Linked DNA regions of Homo sapiens: region 2 is linked to region 1. A link is a contact called in ENCODE Hi-C or POLR2A ChIA-PET data. All regions are on one chromosome and are shown on one strand. The core of a region is the stretch at or near the end of the contact, and the rest is flanking DNA. Distances in the headings are between cores, read along the strand shown. Region 1 holds the start of AKAP12 (A-kinase anchoring protein 12). Region 2 overlaps MTHFD1L (methylenetetrahydrofolate dehydrogenase (NADP+ dependent) 1 like).

Region 1 (4,004 bases), core at 578-3,077:
TTTGTACTTTTAGTAGAGACGGGGTTTCACCATGTTGCCCAGGCTGGTCTTGAACTACTGTCCTCAGGTGATCCACCCACCTCGGCCTCCCAAAGTGCTGGGATTACAGGTGTAAGCCACCACACCTGGCCTCAAGTAGGTTTTAACAGTGCTTTTTGCTCTTAAAATCCTAAGTGAGGTCCAAATGCCACGTTTCAGTAACACCTCTGAGAGGAGAGAACACAGTTGATTGAAAGGGAAGGGGAGTGCCATGCGGTGGTGAAGCGTGGACCCTGAAAGCAGATGCCAGTTGGACTTCCTGCTCTTCCAACTCCTGGCTGTGAAACCTGAAGCACACAATTTAATTTCTCCGGGCCTACTCCTCCCCCTCCTGCCAATGGTAAAATGAGAATAATACTATCTATCCCATGGGGTTATTGTAAAGATTATTATGTAAAGTGCATTGAACAGTGCCTGGTACAGAGTAAGAATTCTAATGTTTCCTAAATAGTCAAAATTTAAGTCAAAATGGGGGAAATGTGTATAAATTCCTAAAACTAAGCATTTTGCAAATATACTGTTTCTTAAGAGATAAACTCCAGAGAAATTGGCCTTCGTGTAGTCCTTTAAATAAAAATAATTAATTCAGAAAACAGGCCCAGTGTGGTGGTTCACACCTATAATCCCAGCACTTTGAGAGGCCAAGGCAGGAGGATCGCTTGAGCTCAGGAGTTCAACACTAGCCTGGGCAACACAGCGAGACCTTGTCTCAAAAAAAGAAAAAGAAAAAAAATTAATTCAGAAAACAAATTTGATGGTGAGTAACTAACCTATGGTTCCCAGGGTACCATTCGATTCATGCAATTCATTAGGCATGAAACATCCTAGTGCTGAACTACTGCTTACACCCTTTCTACAAAATTGTACTAAATCTGAGTATGAGATATTTATCTGGAATTTGGTGTGAATATTCCGAAAGTTTCTTCCTTCTTTCTTTCTTTTTTTTTTTTGACAGAATCTTGCTCTGTCGACTAGGATGGAGTGCAGAGGCACAGTCATAGCTCACTGCAGCCTCGAATTCCTGGGCTGAAGTCATCCTTCTACCCCAGCGTCCCCAGCCTCCTGAGTAGCTAGGACTACAGGTGCACCACTGCGCCTGGCTAATTTTTTTATTTTTTGTAGAGACAAGGTCTCGCTATGTTAACCAGGCTGGTTTCTTCATTCTTAATGGAGATTCAAAGTATTTGTGAAAACTGGGGCACTCGGTTGCTAGTTACAACTGGAATAAATTTTGTCTTTCAGCCCCAAAGCCTTAATGCTTTGCGCCAAGCAATCCAGCTACAAATTTAATTTAGTTCAAATACTTATTGATTGGCTGCCATGCTCATGTAATACATATTATATTCAAGGGTCGGAAATGAAAGGATGCAAGCCACTTGTGCTGGTATTATTTAAAGTCTTCATCTTTTGAGAAAGGCTGACGGCAAAGGAACAGATCTATGCTGTCATGTGTCGGCATCGCGCGGAGCAGAGGTGGCCTGGATGGGTAACTTCCAGCACAGGCCCTCAAAGAAGGACGGGCACATTTCCGGTAACAGCCTCATTTCCCCCCGTTCCCCGGGGGAAGGGGGGCGGCTAGCACTGCTGATGGCATCGCCTGACATCACTTGTTCCGGAGGATAGGAGAGCGTGGGCCTGCGTGGCCCACCTCATCCGTGGCCTGACTGCGTTAACCTCTCGGTTCCCTGCTCTTGCCACGTGAGGTGCCCAAATATGGTCGGACTCAGGAGGAGCCAGGGAGCGCTTGCCTTTCTCCTGCTAATGGGGAGGAGGCTGGAACAAATGTTTGGAGTTAAACACAATCTGCAGGAAAGCAAATGGGGACTCGGACTCGCTCCTGGGCGAGCTGAAAGTCGGCTGCAGCAGAAGCTCCTGCCTTGGGTGATCCATCATTTAATAAACCCCAGAGAATCCAGTGTCCCCGGCAGGCTTTTTGCTCCCCTGCTCTCTTGCCTTCTGAGGCCCTGGGTCGTCCCCGCAGCTCTAGTCGCCCTGTTAGAAACGGGAGGCGCCCGAGGGCCGGGTGGGCGGCTGCCTGGACCTGGGCTGGCGCGTCGCAGCGCCTCTGGTCCCGGCAGCCTGGGGGCAGATGCTGCTGCAGGGCGTGTCTGGGGCTGTGCTCATGTGATGAAGCGAGGGAAAAACCGGGGGGAGGGGGGCGGAGGCTAAGAGGTGGCCTTTTTTTTTTTTTCCTTTTCTTTTAAGGAGTTTGCCGCGAGCGCGTCTCCTTCATTCGCAGGCTGGGCGCGTTCGCAGTCGGCTGGCGGCGAAGGAAGGCGCTCTCGGGACCTCGCGGGCGCGCGTCTTTTGGCTCTTGCCCCTGTCCCTGCGGCTTGGGGAAGGCGTAACCCGGCGGCTAGGCGCGGGAGAAGTGCGGAGGAGCCATGGGCGCCGGGAGCTCCACCGAGCAGCGCAGCCCGGAGCAGCCGCCCGAGGGGAGCTCCACGCCGGCTGAGCCCGAGCCCAGCGGCGGCGGCCCCTCGGCCGAGGCGGCGCCAGACACCACCGCGGACCCCGCCATCGCTGCCTCGGACCCCGCCACCAAGGTACGGGCGTGCCGGGCCACCTGCGCCGGGAGGCGCGGGTCTTTGGGGGTGGGGGTGGGGGTGGGGGGGTCCCTCCGATTTCCGCCGAGAGAACTTCCCAGCCCATCCAGCCGCATCTGCAAACTCAGGAGTGCGAACCCCTCTTTGGAGGCTTTTCAGGGTCTTTCGCGCCGGGGCGGGGCCAGAGCAGCGGCGAGCGCGGCGGGGGGCTTGCATCTTTGTCGCGGGTCTCCAGGGGAGGCGACTGCGCCATGCGCAATAATAAAACCCGCGCCCTGCCCACGGCGGCTGAGCCTTTCTGCGCACTCTTCCGGTGGGAGCCATGCAGCCCGAGGCGGAGGAGCTGCGCGGAGGGGGATCCGTGGAGAATGGACCCCGGGCCGGGCCTCCGGAGCTCCGAGATGCGGAAAGTCAGCTGTGAGGCCAGGACTCGTGGTGGAGCCCGCCGGGGAGCCCAGCCACCCTCGGGTTCCCCGTCGCGTACCGCCCTGGATGCCAGCGGTGCCTGGAGCGAGCGGGTTTGGTACCCAGTCCTCCTGCGGCAGCGGCCCGAGCAGGCACCGCCTTCCCGAGGCAGAGAAAGCCTGGGGTGTAGCTCGCTCAGAGCCAGGAAAAACCTGGGCAGGCGCTGCGTTTCCAGAAGGAATGACAGGTTTCGCAAACCAGCCAGCGCCCTCGCGTTCGCTCAGCGCTTTGCCTGCAGACTCAGTTGGCCAAACACACGCTAGAGTGGCTAGAAGTTCTCAAAGGATGGGGTCAGTGTAACGAGCATTCCGGGTACTCTTCCCTGGACGCAGTGCTGAAACGACTGCATTTTATCGGCTTCAGTCTTCAAGGCTGGAATATTTCTTGTGGGCCAGGACAGCCGCCAAGACTGTGGCTTGTTCTGGTCGTGGTATTTTAGATCTATTTTCCAGCGCATGTGTTCATTAGCAAGGCTTCACTCTACTGATTTTGTGATACCCTTGTATCACAAAGGTACCCTTGTGATACCTTGTAGAAAGATGTGGATAACCATGTTTAATAGTTAAATTTGCGGTATGTCAAATTTGAGGATAGAGTACGTGAGTTATCGCAGGAGGTGTAGATGTTTACAATATGCAAAAAAAAAAAAAAAAAGGAACCTACAACCATGACCTAATTGCCTTGACCTCCTTAGCTGCCCTAGTCTCTTTTGGGCTGAGAGACTGCTGTTAATAATATAGTTTTTACCGCCAGTCTTTGATTCATAACTACTTGTAAAATCCATGGTCCCTAGATATTAAGTACTAACTGTGTCTCTGTGCTATGTAGGTTTTTCTAAGAGATGCTTAAGCTTCTGGCCTGAGGAATGTACTGTCCTTTTGAGATTCAAGTCGCATTTTAATACTTACTGTATGCACATAATGTTTTGATGCCAGCTACTGTCAAAGTGGCTCT
Region 2 (4,004 bases), core at 1,008-3,507, 160 kb before region 1:
CCGAGGTAGGCGGTTCACCTAAGGTCAGGAGTTCAAGACCAGCCTGGCCAACGTGGTGAAACCCCGTCTCTACTTAAAATACAAAAAAAATAGCTGGGCGTGGTAGTGCACATCCATAAATCCCAGCCACTCGGGAGGCTGAGGCAGGAGAATTGCTTGAACCTGGGAGGTGGAGATTTCAGTGAGCCGAGATTGCGCCATTGCACTCCAGCCTGGATGACGGAGTGAGACTCTGGCCCAAAAAAGAAAAAAATAATCCTATTGGTCTCATAGTGTTTCTCTGTATTTTTAATATACTGTGTATGTGCTTATGAGAAACCGAAAGAGAAGTGATTTGTGAACGATTTGAGGACTTTTGGTCCACGTTTTTTTCTCCCACTTATACTTGTGGCATAATCCAGAGGAAGAAGGGCAGCTGCGGAGTCCCAGCAGTGTTGCGGGTATCAGGGCAGCCAGTGAGAGGATGGAGGAGAAACCCAGGAGAGGGCAGAGGAGGAGGGACAGCTGTGCCCACCTGGTCCTTTCATTGTTGTCTGCCTCTGCCCTTGCAGTTAGAAAAAGAGTGTTCTGTGTATAGAAGCCTTTGCAAGTAGCATAGTTAGGAGTCTTTCGGTCCAGGAATTGAAGGTGCTAAAGCAGGAGGAAAACATACATAGAAGAAAGGAAATGTCCACATAAGTAAGTGTATTAGTCTGCTAGGGCTGCCGTAACAAAAGACCATAGACTGGGTGGCTTCAACAACAGAAGTTTATTTTATTTTCTCACAGTTCTGGAGGCGGGAAGTCCAAGATCAGGGTGCTGGCAGGGCTGGTTTCTGCTGAGGCCTCTCTTCTTGGCTTGCAGACAGCTGTCTTCCCTGTATGTCGTCTTCTCTGTACACAAACATCCCTGTGACCTCTTCCTCTTCTTTTAAGGACACTCAGTCCTATTGGATTAGGGCCCCATGCTTATGACCTTTTTGGGTTGTTTTTTGTGTTTGTTTTGAGATGGGGTCTTGCTCTGTCACCCAGGATGGAGTGCAGTGGCACGATCATGGCTCCCTACAGCCTCGACTTCCTGTCTCCAAATGTAGTCGTATTGGGGGATTAGGATGTCAATATAGGGGTTTTGAGGGGATGCAGTTCAGTCCATTATATACAGTAAGCCACTTCTAGACCCAGTCTGAAGTCCTGAGCATTCAGCTGGTATCTGGAGTGGATCACCTAAGAAACATTACAGAACAATATAGGCCTCTGGTATTTAAAATAGTTTAATTACGTCACAGGGTAGTCCTGAATTCTTTCCTACTTCAGCCAGTCTTGGCCAGCCGAGTTTCAGGGTAGTGATGAGCACTGATGAGGTGACTCCCCCTTCTCCAAACTCTTCCTTTGCCACTGTCCCAAGAAAACCATAAAGGGGAAGTTTAAATGATGGATGTAATTTTCCTGACTTGGGCTGGGCGCAGTGGCTCACACCTGTAATTCCAGCACTTTGGGAGGCTGCGGTGCGCAGATCACCTGAGGTCAGGAGTTCCAGACCAGGCTGGCCAACATGGTGAAACGCTGCCTCTACTAAAAATGCAAAAAAAAAAAAAAAAAAAAAAAAATAGCCAGGCATGGTGGCACACGCCAGTAATCCCAGCTACTTGGGAGGCTGAGGCAGGAGAATTACTTGAACCTGGGAGGCAGAGGTTGCAGTGAGCTGAGATCTTGCCACTGCACCCCAGCCTGGGTGACAGAGACTGTCTCAAAAATAATAATGATTTCCCTGTCTTATGTTTTTCTACTACACAGCTTATTATCTCTGGGCAGGAGCTTTCCCAGGGTCGGAGGGGCAAGGGTCTAGTTGTGAGGGAGAGAGGTGAAAGCAAAAGGGAAATGCTAAATGACATGGCACAGCAAGCAAGGTCTAGGCAGCTGCGCCTTTGATAACAAGCTGCTTGAAGAGAAAGACCAGATCGGCTGAGTGAAAGCACTGTCCATCCTCCCCACCCCTTCCTTCCTGCTTCCTCCTCTTCCCATCTCCTCCAGCTTCTCCTTAAAGGGACTACCGAATGATGATTTCCTTGCCAGTAGGACCTTGACATAAAACCCAGCCCACAACATCACAGTTGATTTTCAAGGGATGAGCTTCTCAGAAACCAGAATTTAATTACTTAATTTTGAGTTTCCAAACAATAAAATATATTATTAAATTGATTTGTTTTCCACACGTAGTGGAGATTTTCATGGTGTGCTACCTGTCGGTCAAACGGCTGATGAATGAGTATGTCGCAAAAACTCTAGGTGGGAATATGACACATGAGGAATGGAATTTGTGCTTCAGCTCTTCCCAGCATCTTCTTGGGCTGCACAAGAGTTGGTAGTCTTTCATCTCCTAAGGACTGAAGGGCCATTTAGAATCACACCTGTTTTGAGTTTATAGTCACGCTTCTGAAACTTTCTCTCTTACAGCCTTATCTGACCTCAATCAAGCTACCCCTGTTCATTTAAATACTTTAGGTCTTGGCTATTGGTTTAGCTTAACATTTGATTGCCATAAATAAGAACTACAGAAAGCGTGACTTGTAAAATTGTAGACCCAGAAAAATTAGGGAACAATCTCATAATACTAATGAAACCTTTTTTCCCATAAAATAAATACATAATTAGATATAGAAGATTTTTTTTTTGGTTTAAGCTATCTTTTCCTATTTCTATCTTAAATAATTTACAACTCTCCTTTAATCCAGGCAATTATCAATTCTATAATAAAATAACAACAATGGGTACTGTGTATTAAACTCTAAACTAGGGTCCTTCATCTCATTTGAATTTTGAAATGACTCCATAATATATTGTTATACTCATGCTGTAGTTATAGATAAAGAACGAGGGCTGACCTTTGACAATCACAATCAAAAAAAACAAAACAAAAGAAGTGAAGGCTGAGCGAAGTAACTCACCCAGCAAGATGCAATTCGTATAGGGTAGAGTCCCCTGTCTCCCGATAATGCTTTGCCCCACACCTGAAAGTCTTGATCTGGTTCCCATTACCCCTCAGACTTTGGGTCCCCAGTAGAACCTTTGCACTTGCAGTTCTCCTTCCTAATGGGCTCAGGGAAACTCACATGACTGCCTGGAGGCTGTTTCTGCACCTGTAGATGGGAATGGGCAAGTCTCTCCCGACTCACTTGTCTCATAGTGTTGTTGAAAGGCTCAGGTGTGATCATTACAGTGAAATAAGGAAAGGCAGGGAAGAATCTCCATCGTTCTCCAAATACGAAGAATGAAATGCAATTTTTTTTTTTTTCTTTTTGAGACGAAGTCTCACTCTTGTCACCCAGGCTGGAGTGCAGTGGTGCCATCTCGGCTCACTGCAACCTCTGCCTCCCAGGTTCAAGCGATTCTCCTGCCTCAACCTCCCGAGTAGCTGAGATTACAGGCACCTGCCACCATGCCCAGCTAATTTGTGTATTTTTAGTAGAGATGGAGTTTCACCATGTTGGCCAGGATGGTCTCGATTTCTTGACCTCGTGATCTGCCCACCTCGGCCTCTCAAAGTGCTGGGATTACAGGCGTGAGCCACAGCGCCCGGCCACAAATAAGTTTATACCCTTGTAGTCATGGCCTTTCTTTTATCTTTCTGGTAATGAATAAAAATGAAGCATATAAGTGACAGAGAAACCAGCTACTTGATCAATAGTGGCATTGTTTCACAATTGTCTGTATTGGATTTTGCCAACCCACTAGAGAGTTACCAAAGCACATTTCTGACATAACTATGATTGATTTTTTTTTAATTTTTGACTAAATATGTTACTTTGACTAAATTGGTTACTTCATTGCATAATGGTGACCATTTACACTTTTCAGATAGGTACAAAAAATCTGTGTATTCTAGCTGGCCATGAAAGAGTAGCAAGCCTGTTATTTTTAAGAAAAAAGCTCGAGTAGTTACTGTATTTGTATCATTTTGGAAATCTCTCATTTTTCTAATCAGCAAAATGGGGATAATGTAAATAACAATAACCCTGACCTCACAGG

What was found. A loop is a pair of places that touch in the nucleus more often than their neighbours do. ChIA-PET counts read pairs that join two places held with the same protein, here RNA polymerase II (POLR2A).
Region 2: a loop to region 1 is called in a map of heart right ventricle, with 1.8 times the contacts of the local background. The contact joins the enhancer-like site here to the promoter of AKAP12 in region 1. A Hi-C loop is called at or near these places in 1 of 168 maps with a recorded cell type or tissue (heart right ventricle) and 1 of 37 single-sample maps with no recorded cell type. POLR2A ChIA-PET finds 5 or more read pairs at or near these places in 5 of 52 experiments (AG04450, H1, IMR-90 and 1 more).

What each region holds. Positions count from the first base shown.
Region 1 is chr6:151,238,140-151,242,143 of GRCh38, forward strand. AKAP12 (A-kinase anchoring protein 12) reads left to right here and starts at 1,828. Exons shown (of 5, transcript NM_005100.4): 1 at 1,828-1,920; 2 at 2,245-2,585. The coding sequence starts at 2,424. RefSeq lists enhancers at 1,631-2,140, 2,218-2,795.
Region 2 is chr6:151,079,939-151,083,942 of GRCh38, forward strand. The region is part of intron 26 of MTHFD1L (methylenetetrahydrofolate dehydrogenase (NADP+ dependent) 1 like); the gene reads left to right. Among named protein-coding and RNA genes, the nearest start is that of MIR12131, 21 kb to the right of the region's middle. Within about 2 kb of position 2,258, at least 3 of the 41 ENCODE cell types and tissues checked have a DNase peak (open chromatin) inside an H3K27ac peak, as active enhancers do.